2 separate regions of the Homo sapiens genome follow, and region 1 is linked to region 2. Evidence: chromatin contacts called from ENCODE Hi-C or POLR2A ChIA-PET data. All regions are on one chromosome and are shown on one strand. The core of a region is the stretch at or near the end of the contact, and the rest is flanking DNA. Distances in the headings are between cores, read along the strand shown.

The links. Hi-C counts contacts between places; a loop is a spot of excess contacts on that map. ChIA-PET counts read pairs that join two places held with the same protein, here RNA polymerase II (POLR2A). Pooled maps may share reads with other maps.
Region 1: a loop to region 2 is called in a pooled map, with 2.3 times the contacts of the local background. The contact joins two enhancer-like sites. A Hi-C loop is called at or near these places in 2 of 50 pooled maps. POLR2A ChIA-PET finds 5 or more read pairs at or near these places in 2 of 52 experiments (activated CD8-positive, alpha-beta memory T cell and activated naive CD4-positive, alpha-beta T cell).

What each region holds. Positions count from the first base shown.
Region 1 is chr9:79,856,974-79,860,689 of GRCh38, reverse strand. All of the region lies in intron 1 of LINC01507 (long intergenic non-protein coding RNA 1507), which reads right to left. Among named protein-coding and RNA genes, the nearest start is that of LINC01507, 34 kb to the right of the region's middle. Within about 2 kb of position 2,054, at least 3 of the 41 ENCODE cell types and tissues checked have a DNase peak (open chromatin) inside an H3K27ac peak, as active enhancers do.
Region 2 is chr9:79,810,737-79,814,901 of GRCh38, reverse strand. No RefSeq gene overlaps it. Among named protein-coding and RNA genes, the nearest start is that of LINC01507, 12 kb to the left of the region's middle. Within about 2 kb of position 2,266, at least 2 of the 41 ENCODE cell types and tissues checked have a DNase peak (open chromatin) inside an H3K27ac peak, as active enhancers do.

The DNA of each region.
Region 1 (3,716 bases), core at 805-3,304, 46 kb before region 2:
GGAAGTTTCAGAACCAAGAACAAAGCTCTCTAAAAATTTTTCATATGTTACATTTTAAAACATCTATTTAAAATAACACTGTACATAATTAACATACTATAAAATTGGTTTTAGCCCTCTCCTCATAAGATTCCTTTTATAGCATGTCAGAGCAAATTTGGAGTTCCATTCCCAAAAAGGCTGAGGTTGGTAGAACACAAAAAGTTTTTGCTCAGACCCAAATTTTGTTTGAAAAGAGGAGAAATATTATCAGCCCTTTCTAACCACGGCATAAATGGTTTACAGTTATGGCATGTAACCATAATTCCTTGCTATCATTTGGAGAGAGTTCAATTAGGAATAATCTCTTGATTTTGTTTTCTGGAACAAAACAAACTGGTACAAATTTTGGACAAAGACTTCCTAGAGGAACTAGGAAGAAAGATGATATGTCAGACGTATTTAAAAATAATAAATTAATACCATATTATTTTCATTTATTCTCCAAAAAGGAAAAAAAATTATTAAACACAATAATGCATATTTGGGCTTCAGGACAATACAAGGAAATTTGGACAAGGATATTCCACAAAAAATCACCTCTATCTTTTTTTGAGGAAAAAAAGGAACAATTTTCAATCATAGAAAATGAATCTGGGGTTGGCCAGTTTGGGATGGAATTGTGGTAGTGACAATAAACCATAGCTGGCAAACTGTGGTTGACACTCTCACTCCCCCTTTTCTTGTCTTAATCACCAACAATCCATTTTAAGTCATATAGAGTCAATATGGGGACATACTGAGTCCTCTAGACTTTACTGACCTATGGAGTTCATTAAATAGACTTTTTTCCTCTAAAATACCTTTTGTCTCCTTGCTGTCAGTCACTACACATTCCTCTCCTTTCCTGGATTGCTTTAGCAGTTTCTTTGTGTTGATTTCCAACTTTGTCTTGGATCTCATTGAGCTTCCTTGCAATCCATGCTTTGAATTCTTTACCTGTCACTTCTGAGTTTCCATTTTGGTTAGGAATCAAACCTAACTAAATCTCCATCCATTGATGGAGAGCTAGTGCAATCCTTTGGTAGTATCACTACTTTCAGATTTTTCATGGTTCCAACATTATTTGACTGGTTTCTTCTCACCTGGAGACACTGGCACTTCTAACTTTTATAATTAGTTCCGTGCAGGTAGTATTTCTTCTTTTTCTTCTTTCTTTCCCTATAATAATAGTATTATTGTTTTTTCTTTCATTTTCCCTTTCTATCCTCACCCCCTTCCTAGGGCCTAGGGGGTGTGACTGTAGACAATGCTGAGTAGAATCTTTTTTTTTTTTTTTTTTTTTTTGAGACAGAGTCTTGCTTTGTCACCCAGCCAGGCTGGAGCGCAATGGCATGATCTTGGCTCACTGCAACCTCCACCTCCCAGGTTCAAGCCATTCTCCTGTATCAGTCTCCTGAGTAGCTGGGATTACAGGCACCTGCCACCATGTCCAACTAATTTTTTGTATTTTTAGTAGAGACGGGGTTTCACTATGTTGGCCAGGCTGGTCTCGAACTCCTGACCTCATGATCCGCCTACCTCGGCCTCCCAAAGTGCTGGGATTACAGGCATGAGAGTGTAATCTTTTGGCTTTGCTTCTATAGCCCCATGCAATTCTCTTGGTAGGTTTTATATTAGGCTACACGGTTCACCCTACAGGGAAGGCTTGAGTTTTACAGCAGAAATTTTCTGTCTAGGTTCCCATTCAGGTCCATTTACACAAATGAAAGGTTAGAAACTTGCTTAATTCAGATTGGTCAACACAGCTGAGTTCCAATAGTTTGATGCAACTGAGCTCTAATTAGCTGATACAGAGAAGCCCTGCCTCGTTCATACAGCTGAGCCCTGATTGGCTTAGGCAGGCGAGCTCTAATTGGTTGGTTCAGGTGATGTCTGAAAGTTCCCAGGTTGAAATGGTGTGGATTTTGAGGGAATTCAAAGTACCTGTGTGACCTCTAGTCAGCCAATGGCTGCTTGGAGTCCAGTTAACCAATCAGGGTCCAGGATTGGCTCTTTCAGTTTCACTTTGTTCACACACTTCTGCCTTTGACTATACCGAAGGCTCAGCAAAAACAGACTGACTTTGTGCAGTTGCTTCTTAAGATACTCTTCTTGATTGTTTTATTAATTACCCCTCCAGTTCACTTTTTGTTTTCCAGACATGTAACAAAACCTTTCTGTGGTTGATGACTTCCACAATCTCTTGACTTTTATTGGTCTACTAATTTCGGTATCTTTATACTTTTATTTAAGTATGTTTTCAGGAGGAACACAAGGCTAATATGTGTTCATGGTCTATCCTTTTTTACTACAAGTCCCTGTTGATTTTAGTATCCAATGTTCTCATAGGAGAAAACCAACCTCTGTTAACAGATGTAGCATTTATGATGTCAACTTTTTTTGAGCAATCAATCACTAAAGATTTAGGATACAGTAATTTCTAATAAGGAAATTATACCTCTCCCATGCAGTTGATTTGAAGGTGAAATGAGGTAATTAACATGAAAATGCTTTGTAAAATTTTAAGTTCTATAAAAATACTTTGTGTTATTATTTTTGTTATTACTATACAATTTTATGTATGACATTGTCTAGGTGACACAGTGCCTTTTTGTTTATTCTTTTACAAACCGACCATATTTTTCAATATCTCAGTGGAAATTATGACATTGTGAAGGTTGGGAATGAAACCATAGACATTTCTTAACACCTATCGCTTCACAATGTTTTTAGCAACTATTTTCTCATGTATTTCTGTTTCCAATTTTATTGAGAACCTACTTCCAGTTACATCCTTTACTTGAAGATTTAGCAAATATTTTCCAGACTTTAAATATTTTATGTTTTGTAGGCCGTAAACAGTTTCTGTAGTTCCCCTTTCTCCTCCTTTTTCTTTTTCTTCAAGAACCCTTTCAAAATGTAAGAATCATTCTTAGCTCACAGGTCATACAAAAAGATCTATGGGCCATTTTTTTGCCCATCACTGATCTATTTCTTTACTGAGTAGAAAGCAAATATTTGAGTAAATCACTTCTGTAAAGGAATTGGTCTCCCTAATTTTTTTTTTTTTTTTTACTTTTCTACAATTTTTAATTAACATTCATCCAGAGAGATCCTGTTAAAACCTAAATCAGATTGTATCACTCAAACCTCTATAATGGCTTGCTCAAAGCAAAAGCCAAAGTCCTCTAAATGCCTCCAAACCCCTAGCAACCCATGTTCTCCGTTTCCTTGCTGACATCATTTCCTTCTCCTCTCCACTCTGATCCCTCTCTCCCTCACACACTGGTGCCCTTTCTGTTCCCTAAATACTCATGGACATTCTTGCCTCACAGCCTTCCCATTTGGCTGTTCGCTCTGCCTGTAAGGCTCATTTCCCAGATATGCACATTATTGTTTCCTGGAACACCCTCAGGCTCCTTCTTAAATTTCACCTCCCCCATAATTTCAAGTTGCAACCTCCCCCCACCATCTAACAGTCTTTATCTCCTTTCCCAGTTTTCTACTTCGCCCTAGCAATTATCTGATGTACTATTTATTTTACCCATCTATTTTTATTTATATATTTATGTATATGTTTATAAGATTATTCATTTATTTATTTTTGTGTCCCCCTCCAACTACAAGGTGAAGATATTTATCATTTTTTGTTTATGGCTATATTTCCTCAATGTACCTGTGAAACATACCAAAGG
Region 2 (4,165 bases), core at 1,017-3,516:
CCTGGGTTCAAGCGATTCTCCTGCCTTACCCTACGGAGTAGCTGGGATTACAGGCGTGCATCACCACGCCTGGCTAATTTTTTGTATTTTTAGTAGAGATGGGTTTCACCATGTTGGCCAGGCAGGTCTCGAACTCCTGACCTCACGATCTGCCTGCCTTGGCCTCCCAAAGTGCTGGGATTACAGGCATGAGACACCGCGCCTGGCCCATTTTGAAGATTTTAATACTCTACTTGGAGAGACCTTGTATTTCCTAAAACTATAAAACAAAACTGTCAAATTATGATAAATTTTTTAATGCAAGCATCAAATGTTGTTGTTTTAGTAATGGTAATAAACGATATCAACATTTTTTCTAGTAACAGCAATAATTTTTCTAAAGGGGAAAACTTTAATTTATAATGGCTTTTGCTAGCCAAATCATGGCTAGAAGTATTTGGGGTCTGATATTTTAAGTAAATTGATTGTATCTCAAAATTAATCCTGTCCACCATTTTATGTGACGGCCAATTTTCCTTAATTACAGGAAAGTATCAAGTCTCGTCAATGAGGTTTAAAAAGGTATGAAAGAACATAAGTCAAATAAAATGGTGACTTTAGATATTATTTCATTTGTTGTCTGCCTGTTGGGTCCTTCATTCAGCTAAGAGACAAACATTTATTAAATGTGTTTTGATTCTTGCTCTCAATAATCTTAAAATTCAAAGATCAGATACAAATAAACAGTTAGCTGTAACAGAGGGCAAATGAAAGTACCCAATAGAGAATGTAACAAATAAAAATTACTTTTTTTGGAAACCGTTTCTCACTCTACATGATTCTGCCTGTTCATCACATGACCCTACCTCCTTCATCATAGAGACAAGCTTATGACCCAGACTGGCCAATCCGATAACCCAGGCTTCCCAGAGACAATGATAGCCCCAAGGTAGACACATGTCCCACCTCCAAACAATCCAAGTCATATGACGAGTTGATATAAATGCTGTGAAAGAGGATTTCTCTCCTTCGGAGATTGAGAGCTAAAAATACTATGTAAATCTGGAGCTTCTGAGAACCGCTTTCCCATCATATATGAGTGTAGGGTCTGCTTAAGACTGAACCCAACATGGAGAAAATCAGAGCCAGGAAATATAATAAGGGACAGATCGCTGAGAACATTAGCCAGGCACTGAATTCAGCCAGCCGAACTACTGGATTTTCAGTTACTTGAGCCAATAAATACTTCTTTTATTTACTCTCATTTGTATCTTTCATTGAAAACTAAATTGCCTCTCCAATACCAAGATGATGCCTGAATGGAGAATGATTGAAGTGTAAAACTTTTTCCATCTCTAACATCATATTAATTTACTTCACGTAGGGGATAGAGGAAAGAACAATTACCTTCAGCTGAGTAATACACTCAGGGTTTCATGGAGGAAGTGATATTTGAGTTGAGCTAGGATTTCCAAAACTGTAAAAGCAGAGTAAGGACTTTTGGGATGAGGAATTAACATGAACAGAGACAAAGAAATGTGAAACTATCCAGTGCATTTGTGTAACTCATTGGTACAGAAATATAACAAGGAAGGGAGGAGAAGTTGAGACTGAGATGGTATTTGAGAAGTCAATGATAAAAGATCTTGAATATTTACCAGGTACTCCAAACTTTTGTTATATAAGCAAATACAAACCCCTGAAGGGTTTGGAAGAAAAAAACAATTCAGGATGTATCGTATTTCCTGGGAAAATAATCCTGCTAACAGCCTAAAGAAATAATTAAATTAGTGAAGATTGGAACGGAAGGCAACCTAGGACCTAGTGACAGGCTTGGTGAGAGGTGTTAAGGACATAATGAAAGTGCCTAGAGGGATGGATAAAAGCAGATATATTCAAGAGACATTTTAGAAATAAAATTAATAGAGCAGGGTAACTAATGTTAAACCTTTTAAATGATAATATCTGCCAAGAGATAATTTTAAAAAAGAAATTGTGATCTGACGAAGTTTTGAGCCAACAGTTTTTAATGGTTCAAAACACGATCTTTCAGGCAAAGTGGAACTAACCTTTGAGAAATGCTTAGAAATGATCCAAAACAGGCAGATGTACTACGCTCACTCTAGTATCAGGAAGTGAAAGAATTTTACTTCTAAGTTTTGACTTTATAACACATTTTAAACTGCAGACAAATGAGCTGGCATAATGATAGAGTCACAAAATGAATTGCAAGTTGAATGTTAAATGATGCTTGCTTCCTTTGGGTTTTCGTGTGGTCGGGCTTAATCTCAGGACAGCAACCAAATGCGGGTGCAGACTGTCTTCATTTCCTTCCTTCCTCCCTTCTCTTTTCTTCCTCTGGCTCTCTTCCTTTTTTCTTTTCTCTTTCTTTCTCAGTCCATCCTCTTACTCCTCCATTATTATTAAATTCTTAGCTAGATTTAGACAGAAAACTTTTTATTTTCATAGTGGAAATTAATCAGCATGCTGTTTTAAAGCAACACAAGAAAAATTAGTAAAGCTTTCCCTGACTTTAAGAGTGGGTGACCTTTTCAGTTTTAATGCAGCAAATATTTATAGAGTGCTAACAATGTGGCAAGCACAGGGCCGAGTGTAGTCATTGTCTCCAAAGTCTCAGTGCCCAGAATCTTTGCTTAGAGAGTGGTGACTCATCAAATTTAATAATTAGAAATTTTCTATTTCAGCGAAATTACACTTCTAATCATAATACGAAATTTTAGGATGATTTTCTTTCCTGAATTGACTATATTATCATTTGAATTCAAATAGGGAGTATGGCAACATTCCAGAAATTTCCATAATAATTTTTCTAAAGGTATATGCAAATGTTGATTTCAAGTTGTAACCCCTGGGATCGGGGGTGGTGCTTCATAGCCGGTCTTAACTTTCAGGTGGCTGGTAAGCATTCATCGGTCATATTTAGTTAGGCATTGAACTTAACAAACTGTAGTATTCATTACTTAGTATGAAATAACAAGTACTCAGGGCGGGCATGGGGGCTCACGCCTGTAATCCCAGCACTTTGGGAGGCCAAGGCGAGCAGATCACCTGAGGTCAAGAGTTCAAGACCAGCCTGACTAACATGGTGAAACCCCGTCTCTACGTGGCACATGCCTGTAATCTCAGCTACTGGCAGGGCTGAGGCAGAAGAATTGCTTGAACCCGGGAGTCAGAGGTTGCAGTGAGCTAAGATCATGCCATTGCACTCCAGCCTGGGCAACAAGAATAAAACTCCGTCTCAAAAAAAAAACAAACATAAAACAAGTGCTCATGTCAGGGAGGGACAGCAAGTGGTAACTACAGGATGACTGAAGTTGAAGGGAGAACAAAAAGGAAATCTAGTTGTCAACACCAGAAATCAGTTGGCAACCATCACCCATTAGCTACCTCAGTGATTTTTTTTTTTTTTTTTTTTTTTTTGAGACAGAGTCTCGCTCTGTCGCCCAGGCTGGAGTGCAGTGGGGAGATCTCGGCTCACTGCACCCTCCGCCTCACATATTTAAGCATTCTCTGCCACAGCCTCTGGAGTAGCTGGGATTACAAGCGCCCACCACCATGTCCGGCTAATTTTTGTATTTTTAGTAGAGACGTGGTTTCACCATCTTGGCCAGGCTGGTCTTGAACTCCTGACTTCGTGATCCACCTGCCTCGGCCTCCCAAAGTGCTGGGATTACAGTGATATTTTTAACTGTACCTAAATCTAATAGCATTTTTAAAAAATAAGAATTAAAATTTTCTTAACTCATAGCATCTTTTCAGGTAAATACCACATACTATTATTATTACTCTAAGTAATCATCTAGGAGTTTAAACTTCACACAGATAATGTTTTCTTCATCTTCAAAATGCAAAGAGGAAAAAAAATGAATTCCTGTAATCATCTTCAAGTTCTCCCTCAAAAAAATGTGGGAAGCTGGGATACAAGCCAAGAGAAAAATCCCATTTTAGAACTTCAAGATCAAGTACCTAGGCCAAGGGTGAAAAAGGCATCCTTAAAGAGACCAAAGTCTTAGAAACCAGTTCTGAGAAATTTGTAAGTTTTCTTACAAAGTTGAACTTGGCCAGGCGTGGTGGCTCACGCCTGTAATTCCAGCACTTTGGGAGGCTGAGGCAAGAGGATCACTTGAGCCTAGGAGTTGGAGATCAGCCTGAGCAACATAGGAAG